2 separate regions of the Homo sapiens genome follow, and region 1 is linked to region 2. A link is an interaction called in ENCODE POLR2A ChIA-PET data of the cell type or tissue named here. Cell type or tissue: GM12878. All regions are shown on one strand. Links, peaks and the distances in the headings refer to the core of each region. The heading gives the core; the rest is flanking DNA.

Evidence for each region. ChIA-PET counts read pairs that join two places held together with the same protein. Peaks named below come from ENCODE experiments on the same cell type or tissue, not always from the same donor. Only the 100,000 strongest peaks of a DNase experiment are listed, where the experiment ranks them.
Region 1: POLR2A ChIA-PET joins it to region 2 with 6 read pairs; 3 of 35 experiments call an interaction of 5 or more read pairs at or near these places.

The regions. Positions count from the first base shown.
Region 1 is chr9:111,273,836-111,279,223 of GRCh38, reverse strand. All of the region lies in intron 1 of LOC105376219 (a long non-coding RNA gene), which reads left to right. Among named protein-coding and RNA genes, the nearest start is that of MIR7702, 5.3 kb to the right of the region's middle. In GM12878, for the core only: no CTCF peak of the experiment used is centred there; a DNase peak (open chromatin) is centred at 2,335.
Region 2 is chr9:111,040,438-111,045,825 of GRCh38, reverse strand. It overlaps LOC124902248 (a long non-coding RNA gene), which reads right to left. Exons shown (of 2, transcript XR_007061732.1): 2 at 2,867-5,388. Among named protein-coding and RNA genes, the nearest start is that of LPAR1, 4.7 kb to the right of the region's middle. In GM12878, for the core only: no CTCF peak of the experiment used is centred there; no DNase peak of the experiment used is centred there.

The DNA.
Region 1 (5,388 bases), core at 266-5,265, 230 kb before region 2:
TAAAATCGACCTTGTTATAAGAATAAGAAATCTGTGGCCAGGTGCAGTGACTCACACCTGTAATCCCAACACTTTGGGAAGCTGAGACAAAAGGATCGCTTGAGCCCAGGACTTTGAGACCAGCCTGGGCTACAGGGCAAAATGCTTTCTCTGCAAAAGATATTAAAAAAAAAAATAGCTGGGCATGGTGGCACGTCCCTACAGTCCTGACTAGTTGGGAGACTGAGGTGGGAGAATTACCTGAGTCCAGGAGGTTGAGGCTGCAGTGAGCCGAGATAGTGTCACTGCACTTCAGCCTGGGTGACTGAGCAAGACTCTGTCTCACAAAAAAAAAAAAAGAAAAATTTGTTAAATAAAGTTCCAGGCACCTAGCAGCTACTCTTTAATGGTAACTATTATTATGAGGACATGTGTTTTTTATTCATGAGTTGTACTTTTATGTGTATACATTCGTATAAAATCTATACATAATATTTTTTAGGTTCTTACATCTTTTGCCATCTTTTCAGAAATATACATCATATTAGTAAGCATCAACAATTGATTACATCAGTAATCAACCCCCTTTGTCCAACAAGATAGTATAAAATTATAAAAACTGTAACTTATTTTATGCATTGTTTATATAGATATTATTTTACATTCATTTATAATCTGCATCTATGATTCCTTTTGTACTTGGGCACAAAGTCTAAAGATTGTATTTAGAGTTTTCTAAAGCCTATGAAAAATTATTAGAGGGCAGAGTTCAACAGAATTTTAAGGAGCAAAGGAAATAAGATAATTTCAAAAGATAATGAAGTTAAGTAAATGTGAAAAAAAAAATCTCCATTGGAAATCAAGGGAAAGGAAGCAATAAGATGCCACTCCCCACTTAATGAAATAACAAAGAAAAGAAGAAAAATTGTAAGATAGAAGTTGAAATTCTTAAAATGACAATACCCCAAATTTGAAGAAAAAGTAATGAAAATGATTTTTTTTATTATTTTTGGTAAGAGCACATTTTGAAGGAAAAAAATCATCATAGAAAGCTGATTTGATTATATTTATTGAGAATGAAAATTGTTTATTGACTTTGACTCAATATCCAACTCCTCCCAGGAATTTAGAATGCATTGATTCAGGGAAAGGCTATTGAAGATATATGTTCTTTACAACATTTGAAGCAACGTAAATGCTTAAATTTGGGGGATGGTTAAGCAAATCTCAGCATAGTCATTTAATGGGCTATTGTGAAGTGGGTGAAAAATCATGAAGACTATAAAGCATGTGAAAAATTGCGAATGACAGACTTTTAAAGAGAAAAGAAAAACATAAAAATTGATTATAGGCTATGAACACAGTATGTTTTTTAAGTGGTCCTTCTCTATGCTGGGAGGAGGCTGGTCTGGCTCATTTCTCAAGTCCTTGAATCCCTAGGTCCTGTGAGAGATGTTCTCCCTTGAGTCCTCCTTCCCTACCCCTAAAGCCAGCTTGCTGCTTACAGAAAATACCTTTTGCCCTCTCTCTGGTTCCTTTGACCCACACTTCATTATACAGACTAAATTCTTTAAAGAACAATTCTGCCTTGTGTTTTAGTGTCCTCATAGATGTCTAAATCCAGTCCTTTTCTGTTTACAATTTATATCCACAGGGCTCCAGCACAGATCCTTAGGGGAAAGGGATCGTGCTGGAGAAAAATCTGAGCTGCAAACACAACGCTGTACTGAAAATGACACCTTCCTTCTGGTCCTTACCAGTGTGCTTCGCCTAAGCATGCATGCCACATGTTTCCTTTCCTTATGATGGGTTTTTAGCAAAAAAGCTTCTCACTTTTCTAGTAAATAGCCCTGCATGGGCGATTCCATCAAACATCCAGTCATGCCCAAACCCATCTGAATTTAGATTGAGCATGTTCCAATGCTATTCCACTGAAACCACCAGTCCTCCCCTGACCCTTGACATAAGGTTTTGAAGGATATCTGTGTTGCATATTGTGAACTTTGAATAGACTATATTATTATGTAAAATCCTTACACATTTTTTTTTTCTTTTCTGAACTAGTTTGGTAATTTCCAGGATGGTTTTCACAGAGTCCATTTGTTTCTATGTGTTTTGACAATATAGTCTTAGTTCTGCTACTGGATAGTTATATAAACTTAGATAACTGTTTAATTTGCAATTCTGAATTTGCAAAAAGAGCAGGTGGACTTCAATGTGTTTAAAGCTCTCTTCAGAAAACTCTGGGAACTCTTGATTAAGGACAAGAAGAGCTTCTTAAGGGGACCTTTGATCGTCCTTTCAAATCCCCAGGGACTCAGCCTGTATTCTTACTTGCCGCTGCCTACTTTCTCTTTTGGGGTTGAATAGCCTTCAGATTTTCCTCAGCATGAGGTTTTGTATTTTCAGATCTTATTGTCTTTTTTATGTGTGTGCTGAAAGGAAGCAAATATGTCCTTATAGCTTTGAGTTTTCCTGTTGTAGGGAGACAGACAAAATATAACCAAGGCAATCGTTCTAGAAATTTAAAAAATAATCATAGTTGCGTTCGTAATCTATGTTTCCCAAGTTCCTTTTTTTGTTTTGTTTTGTTTTCAGGAGAAAGCACGAACATAGTCCCAAGTTCCCTGTTCAGTTGGTAGCTGGAAATGCGTTTTAGATGATGCTGAAGGTTGCTTTTAGATAGCTGAGTTTCAGAGTAAGCTACTCATAAGGTAGCCTGAGATAGCTGCTACTGCCAGGTCTGGTGGTACACTGTATTTTCAATCTGTTTTCTAATCTTCTTTCATTTAGTGTTTTCACCCATTCTTCCATTCATCCGTTCATCTATCAATCTATTTCATATTGAATCTCACAACTTGCTATTCAGAAATGAATAAGATTCATGGCCAGGTGTGGTGGCTCATGCCTGTAATCCCAGCACTTTGGGAGGCCGAGGTGGGCAGATCACTTGAGCTCAGGAGTTTGAGACCAGCCTGGGCAACATAGTGAGATCCTGTCTCTACTAAAAACACAAAAAATTAGCTGGGCATGGTGCCGCGTGCCTATGGTCCCAACTACTCGGGAGGCTGAGGTGGGAGGATCGCTGGAGCCCAGGAGGCAGAGGTTGCAGGGAGCTGAGTTCACGCCGTTGTACTCCAGCCTGGGTGACAGAGTAATAACCTGCCTCAAACAAAACAAAACAAAACAAAACAAAACAAAACAAAACAAAAAACAGCATGGCCAACATGGCGAAACCCCGCCTCTACTAAAAATACAAAAATTAGCCAGGCATGGTGACACGCACCTGTAATCCCAGCTACTTGGGAGGCTGAGGCAGGAGGATTGCTTGAACCTGGGTGGCGGAGGTGGCAGTGAGCCGAGATCGCACCACTGCACTCCAGTCTGGGCTTTCAATGAACTTACAGGATATAAAGGAGCAATGTATTGCTGAATGTGAGAAATATAACAATTCAATCATGCACAAAATGAAAAAGCAGCACATTGCAGCCAGTATCTGGCTAGGTTTTAAAGAAGAAAACTTTTTTTTTTTTTAATGAAGACAGGGAAGTACAGAGATTTTCAGGCAGAGGCAATAGTATATGCAAAAGCGCTGATATAGAAAGTAGTGTGGTATGTCGGGGCCATAATGAGAGATCAGCTGGCTGAACAGGGGCCACATCATGAAGAGCTTTGAGTGTCTTGCTAAAGAGCTTGGATTTGATCCTGTAGAGAATGGGGAATCATTGAGGGATTTCAGACAGAGGGAGGTGTGATTCTATTTGTGCCTTGGAAGAATGGATTGACGGTAGACAAGGCTAGAGGTGGAAAGAGCAGCTATAAACATGTCCAAGCAAGAGAAGCAGGACCCAGGCATTATTAGTTAGGATTAGAACAAAGATGGACTAAAATATTTAGGAGGTAAAATGGACAGAAATGGGCATGTTTGGTATTGGACATGAAGAAGAGAAAGGAAGTCAGGGATGACTTATTTGTTCTGGCTCAGGAAACTCAGAAACTTTTGTGGTCATATACTTAGAGGCACTGGAGAGGTAGTTAGGGTTCCTGGTTGAGGTGTTATGATAGACACCTCCAAATACAATTGCTTAAAGAAAGATAAAGTTTATCTTTCAGTTCTTTAAATGTCAGAATAGGTGGCTCAGGCAGCTCAAAACTTTTGGAGACCTAGGCTCCTTCTACCCTTTTTTTCTGTCATTCACAACATGTGGTTTTCATATCAAGATCTGGGATAATTGCTCCAGCCCTGGCCATCATGGACACACTGCACACACACCTTTTCTTTGGGGGAGTGATTCAGAGGCTGAGCTCATCATTTCTGCTTACATTCACTCTGCTCACATTTGTTGATCAATCTTAATCCAAACACCATAGCTAGATGTAAGAGAGGCCAGAAAATGTTTTCACTTGGGCGGCTATGTACCATTGAAAATTCTGGTGTTCCATTATTAAAGGAATCAGGGGAGATTAACGGAATCTAGAGGACAATCACCATGCATGCTGTTTCAAGTGCCTGTTGGATATCCAAGTGGAAATGTCCTGTATGTATCTGAATATGTAGGCTTAGAAACCAGGAAAGAGTCTAAACCAAACAAAAAAATTTCAATTCAGGGCATTAACACTCTTCATTCTTCGGCCCCGCCCCCCCCAGCAGAGATTGCCAATTCTCCCTAAGTATCCATTCTCTCCACCTTCCTATTAGTGATAGGAATTGCAGAAGACCAGGTGACTGCTCAGCTACAGACTCCACCTACTAGCCTCCCTTGCAGATAGGTATTGCCATGTCATGAAGGTCTGAACTTCTTTAACTATATATATATATATATATATATATATATATATATATATATATATATATAAAATTTTTTTTTTTTTGAGACAGGGTCTCGCTCTGTCACCCAGGCTGGAGTGCCGTGGCATGATCATGGCTCACTGCAGACTTGACCTCCTGGGTTCAAACCATCTTCCCATCTCAGCCTCCTGAGTAGCTGGGACAACAGTTGTGTGCCACCATGACTGGCTACTTTTTAATTTTTTGTAGAGATGGGGTTCTTCCTATGTTCCCTAGGCTGGTCTCAAACTTCTGAACTCAAGCAATACTCCCTCCTTGGCCTCCCAAAGGGAGAACTGAACTTTTTTTTTTTTTGAGATGGAGTCTTGCTCTGTCACTCAGGCTGGAGTGCAGTGGCGTGATCTTGGCTCACTGCAACCTCTGCCTCTTGGGTTGAAACGATTCTCCTGCCTCAGCCTCCTGAGTAGCTGAGATTACAGGCACATGTTACCAAGCCTGGCTAATTTTTGTATTTTTAGTAGAGACAGGGCCTTACCATGTTGGCAAGGCTGGTCTCGAAGTTCTGACCTCGGGTGATCTGCCCACCTCGGCCTCCCAAAGTGCTGGGATTAGAGGCGTGA
Region 2 (5,388 bases), core at 59-5,058:
ATACAAAATTAGCTGGGCGTGGTGGTGCATGCCTGTAATCCCAGCTACTCAGGAGGCTGAGGCAGGAGAATGACTTGAACCTGGAAGGCAGAAGTTGCAGTGAGCCGAGATAGTGCCACTGCACTCCAGTCTGGGCAACATAGCTAGACTCCATCTCAAAAAAAAATAAAAAAATTAAAAAAATTTGTTGCTAATATTGAGATGGTATTTGTTCCCTTGACCTTGACCCCCTTCATGGACAGGAATGGAGTGGCTCATTTCACTCAGCCTGCAGTCCATGGATGGCTAAGTGTTAACAGCTCAGTGAAGGGTCAGGGTGACAGCCTCCTGCACCTGCCCTTTTTGACCCTGAGTTCTTGTTTGGTGTCCAGGGAGAATCAGGTCAAATGAACTGTTTAAAAGATGAATGCAGAAGACTTTATTGAGCAGTGGAAGTGGCTCTTGGTGAAAGGGGAGCTGGAAAGGGGATGGTGTGGGAAAAAGGTGATCTTTCCCTGAAGCCCAGCTGTCTCTTGCTGGGCACCCTTCTGAAACTGCACCCTCTGAAGTTAGCCACATTTATCCATAGCCTCTGATGCTTAGTTGCCTCTCTGCTTGCTGCTTGGCTGCTTGTATCCCCGCCAGTCAGCTGCTTGTGCTTCTCTTTTCCTTTTTTTTTTCTGCCAGCTGGTCTGGTTTTTATGGGCACAGGATAGGGGGCAGGGTGGGCCAAAAGGCAATTATTTGGGACGAAAAATGGGGTCAGCTGTTTTCACTTAGGGCCAAGGTTCCAGGCTTGAGGGTGAGGTTTAGCCAGAAGCCCAGCCCTTCAGGATCGGCTGTTTTCACTTAGGTTAGGGGTTCTAGGCTTGAGGGTGGGGTTTAGCCAGGAGCTCAGCCATTCTGTATCAATATGTGTGAGAGGCCTTTCAAAAATTATTTTTTCTAAGGGGGTGTGGCTTTTTTGCATATTGATCTCATATTCAACAATGTTGCTAAGCTCTCTTTATTAGATACTTTATTGGATTTGCTTGGATTTCTTAAGCAGACAACTATATAACCTATAAATCATATTTTTCTTGTTTTCTAACTTTCATACCTTCTAATTTGTTTTTCTTGTCTTATTATATTGACAAGTGGCTTCAGTACAATGTTGAATGGAGATGGCAAAAGCTATCTTTGTTTTGTTGTCAATTTTGAAAGAAAAATATTGAATGAATTAACATTAAAAATAATGCTTCTGGAGTTGGGTTATTGGTAGCAACTCTATCATGTTCAGGAAATTCCTCCCTATTCCTACTTTGCTAAGATAAAAAAATGAGTTGTGAATTACTTTACATTTTCATATATATACATACGTATATATGTACATACATATATACGTATATATTACACATATACATATATACATATATGTACACTTACGTATATGTGTACATGTATATACATATATATATATGAAAATGTAAAGTAATTCACAACTCATTTTTTTATCTTAGCAAAGTAGTAATAGGGAGGAATTTCCTGAACATGAAACATGTACGTATATATATATACACCTATATACGTATATATGTACATATATATACGTATATAGGTGTATATATATATATGTGTGTGTATATATATATATATATATATATTTTTTTTTTTTTTTTCCCCTGGAGTCTCACACAGGCTGGAGTGCAGGGGTGCGATCTTGGCTCACTGCAACCTCCACCTCCCAGGTTCAAGTGATTCTTTTGCCTCAGCCTCCTGAGTAGCTGGGACTACAGGCGTGCGCCACCACGCCTGGCTAATTTTTGTATTTTTAGTAGAGATGGGGTTTCACTATGTTGGTCAGGCTGGTCTTGAACTCCTGACCTCGTGATCTGCCCACCTCAGCCTCCCAAAGTGCTGGGATTACAGGCGTGAGCCACTGCATCCCGCCACATTTTCTAATATTAAGCCATCTTTACATTTATGGTATCAACCCAATATGTTTATTATGCATATTGTGAAAACACATTGAAATTGGTTTAATAATACTATATGTAGAATTTATCATTTTTTATTCCTTATTAGATTGGTCTAGTATTTTCTTTTCTATGGCTTTGTCAGGTTTTGGTATCAAAATTTTATTAGCTTATAATGGACTGGGGTGCTTTTTTTCTTTTTCTATGCTTTGCAACCATTTGAATAGAGGTTATTTGTCCATGAAGATTTGGTAAGTCTTACCAACCAAAACTTTGAACTTTTTTGCATATTTATTTAGAAATAAGAATTTAAATTATTTAATGGTTTTAAATACATTTGTATTATTTTTGAATTAATGCAATTTTACAATTTATTAAAAAGTATTTCAGCTCTGTAATTTTGCTGTTTTTCAAGTTTTAAAAATACTGAGCTTTGTATTATTTAAAAATTTTGCACATAAAGTAAAATTTTCTTGATGTGTTTATCATACATTTAAATGTACTTTGGCCAGGTGCCGTGGCTCATGCCTGTAATCCCAGCATTTTGGGAGGCCGAGGTGGGCAGATCACCTGAGATCGGGAGTTCGAGACCAGCCTGACCAACATGGAGAAACCCCGTTTCTACTAAAAATACAAAATTAGCTGGGCATGGTAGCGCACGCCTGTAATGCCAGCTACTCGGGAGGCTGAGGCAGGAGAATCACTTGAACCCAGGAGGTGGAGGTTGTGGTGAGCCAAGATTGTGCCATTGCAGCCTGGACAACAAGAGTGAAACTCCGTCTTAAATAAATGTACTTCAATTAAAATCATACAAAATGTAACTGTACTGTTTTGCTAAATTACATTACAGAGAGTTTGCATGAGTTTACACCTATTTTTCAAGTATCATTATTTAAAAGAAATCTTTGTCAACAAAGGAAAATGTAAAATCATGTATTATTTTAATTTTCATCTTTTATTGAATTAAAAATTAATTTATTGAAGAAAGTATTTCAGCCAAGTTTTTTAATGTTCATAGTATTCTTAGGATTTAAAAAATTCTACTGAAACTGTAATTATAATCTCCATATTCATAGCCTTCTTTTCTCTTTTTTCATTGTCAATTTTACCAGAAATTTATCTATCTTGCTATTGTTCTATAGAACTAGGTTTTTGTTTTGTTGACCCTTTCTATGATTTCTTTGTATCCAGATCCATTTTTAGCTTTATAGTTGTATATATAACACACATATATTTTTTTCCTTTTCCTTGTCTTTCTTCACTCTGTTTTAGATCTAAGCCTTTTTTATTTTGGATGAGGGAGACTACAGAGAAAGGATCTGCTAGCCTTGACCTACTTCTGATGTTACCCAGAGTATTCATGCAGATGTATGTGATAAGAAAAAGGTGAACACAGAGTTACTCTGTTTGGGGCTTTCATTGCAGCCTAGTCCTTGCAGGAGGCTGCTGCATGCAAACCCAAATTCTCTCCATTCTTGGAATCTCCTTATGCCACCTGCACTCTGAAGAGTGTTATTATTATTACTTTTTACTAAATTGGGCTGCCCCACCCACCTTTGCCGCTGGACTTTTAAAATAGAAAGGTTTCCTAAGGAGAATGCTTTTTTTTCCCCCCTAGCCAAGGGGAAAAACACTGGAGAGGCACAAATACCCCATTTCAAGGAGGAAGAAAACTATGCCTGGAGGCATCATCTGCAAAACTTTCCGGAAAAGGCTGAGTTCTCTCAGGGTATTGTTTCACCAAAATACTGTCTTTGAATCAGTCTCTACCTTAATAGACTGGAGGGAAAGTTTCCAACAGATCGTTTTGCTGATAGTTTTGATTACTCTCGAACAGAAAATTTCAAAAGCTTTTTGCCAGAGGGAAGCGAACAGAGGGAGGAAGAGAGAACTCTTCCATGAGTGTGCCATGACTGGGGAACCTTTTGAACAAATAATAGTGCCAAAGGCAGTGACAGCCAATTTTTCCACCCGAAATGCTTCTCAAATTATAGTCCTTGGATCACTAGCTTATATCAATAGTCTGACAAAGTCTATGGTGTCCTTCCAGATATTAATGTAAAACCTGAACTTGAAATATCCATCACAATGTTTCATTTTGCTGAACTTTTTCTGAGACACAGTCTTGTTCTGTTGCCCAGGCTGGAGTGCAGTGGTGCAATCTTGGCTCACTGCAACCTCTCTCTCCCAAGTTCAAGAGATTCTTATGCCTCAGCCTCCCAACAGCTGGGACTACAGGCATGCACCACCATGCCGGCTAATTTTTATATTTTTAGTAGAGACAGGGTTTTAGTAGAGACAGACATGTTGGCCAGGCTGGTCTCAAACTCTTGGCCTCAAGCGATCTGCCCACCTTGGCCTCCCAAGGTGCTGGGATTACAGGTGTGAGCCACCATGCCTGGCTTCATTTTGCTGAACATACATATATATTTAAAAATTTTAAAACTTTTTAAGAGACAGGGCCTGGCTGTTGCCCAGGCTGGAGTGCAGTGGCACAATGGCAGCTCACTGCAGCTTCGAACTCCTGGGCTCAAGCGCTCCTCTCGCCTCAGCCTCCCAAAATGCTGGGATTACAAGCATGAGCCACTGTGGCTAAGAATATTTTTTGTCATGTTTGACAGCGCCAGCTGTCTTTGGGTCTTTACCTCTGCTGAAGTCATTTGAAGAAACAAATCTAAAGAAATACTGCTTGGCAGAGGGGAGGAGAGAAAGGTTAGGACAGAAAGCATCAGGATGACTCTCCAAGAAAGGGAATGTCTGAATGACAAGAGGACTACAGACAGGAGAAAACATTCAAGAAAATTTATCAAGGTATTCTTTGTTCCTGTTGAAACCTCATCATCAATGTTAGTGTCTTCAGAAGCCCACCCAAATATATTATTTTACTTTGATAAAAGACAACTTGGAACCATATAAAAGACTGCACTGGTACCATTATTCCATTTTACAGATGAGAAAAGTAGCTCATTTGGAACATAATGAGCTAGGTTTTATGGATTAATCTAGATGCTGAACTGAATTCTGTATTGTATTTCATTTTCTCTGTCCTTTTCTACTGGATGTACATACCTACATTTAATTTTAGAGTTATCGATCTAAAGCTGGCTGCAGAAGCTGTCTCATTTAGACAGGTCCACGCTTGTCAGGAAGACAGGTCTGTCCAGGCAGACCTTTCAGTTTGTTCTATATTTCATTTCAGGCCACAGCAGACCAAATAAAGAGGAAATGAAGTGTTTTATAGCAAATAACTTACTGTTGAATACACATGTCTTGTACGGACAGGCCTCCCAATTTGATGTTAGAAGGGGCCACAGAGTAGTTAAGATAGTCAAAACAGAAGCAACTGTATTCCTTAAGAAGGTAAGAGACAAAATCAACATATTAAAAATATTCAAGTTGAGTGGTAGGTAAGAAACTCCTTTTACTTTACCTTTGATTTATGGGGAAAGGCTAA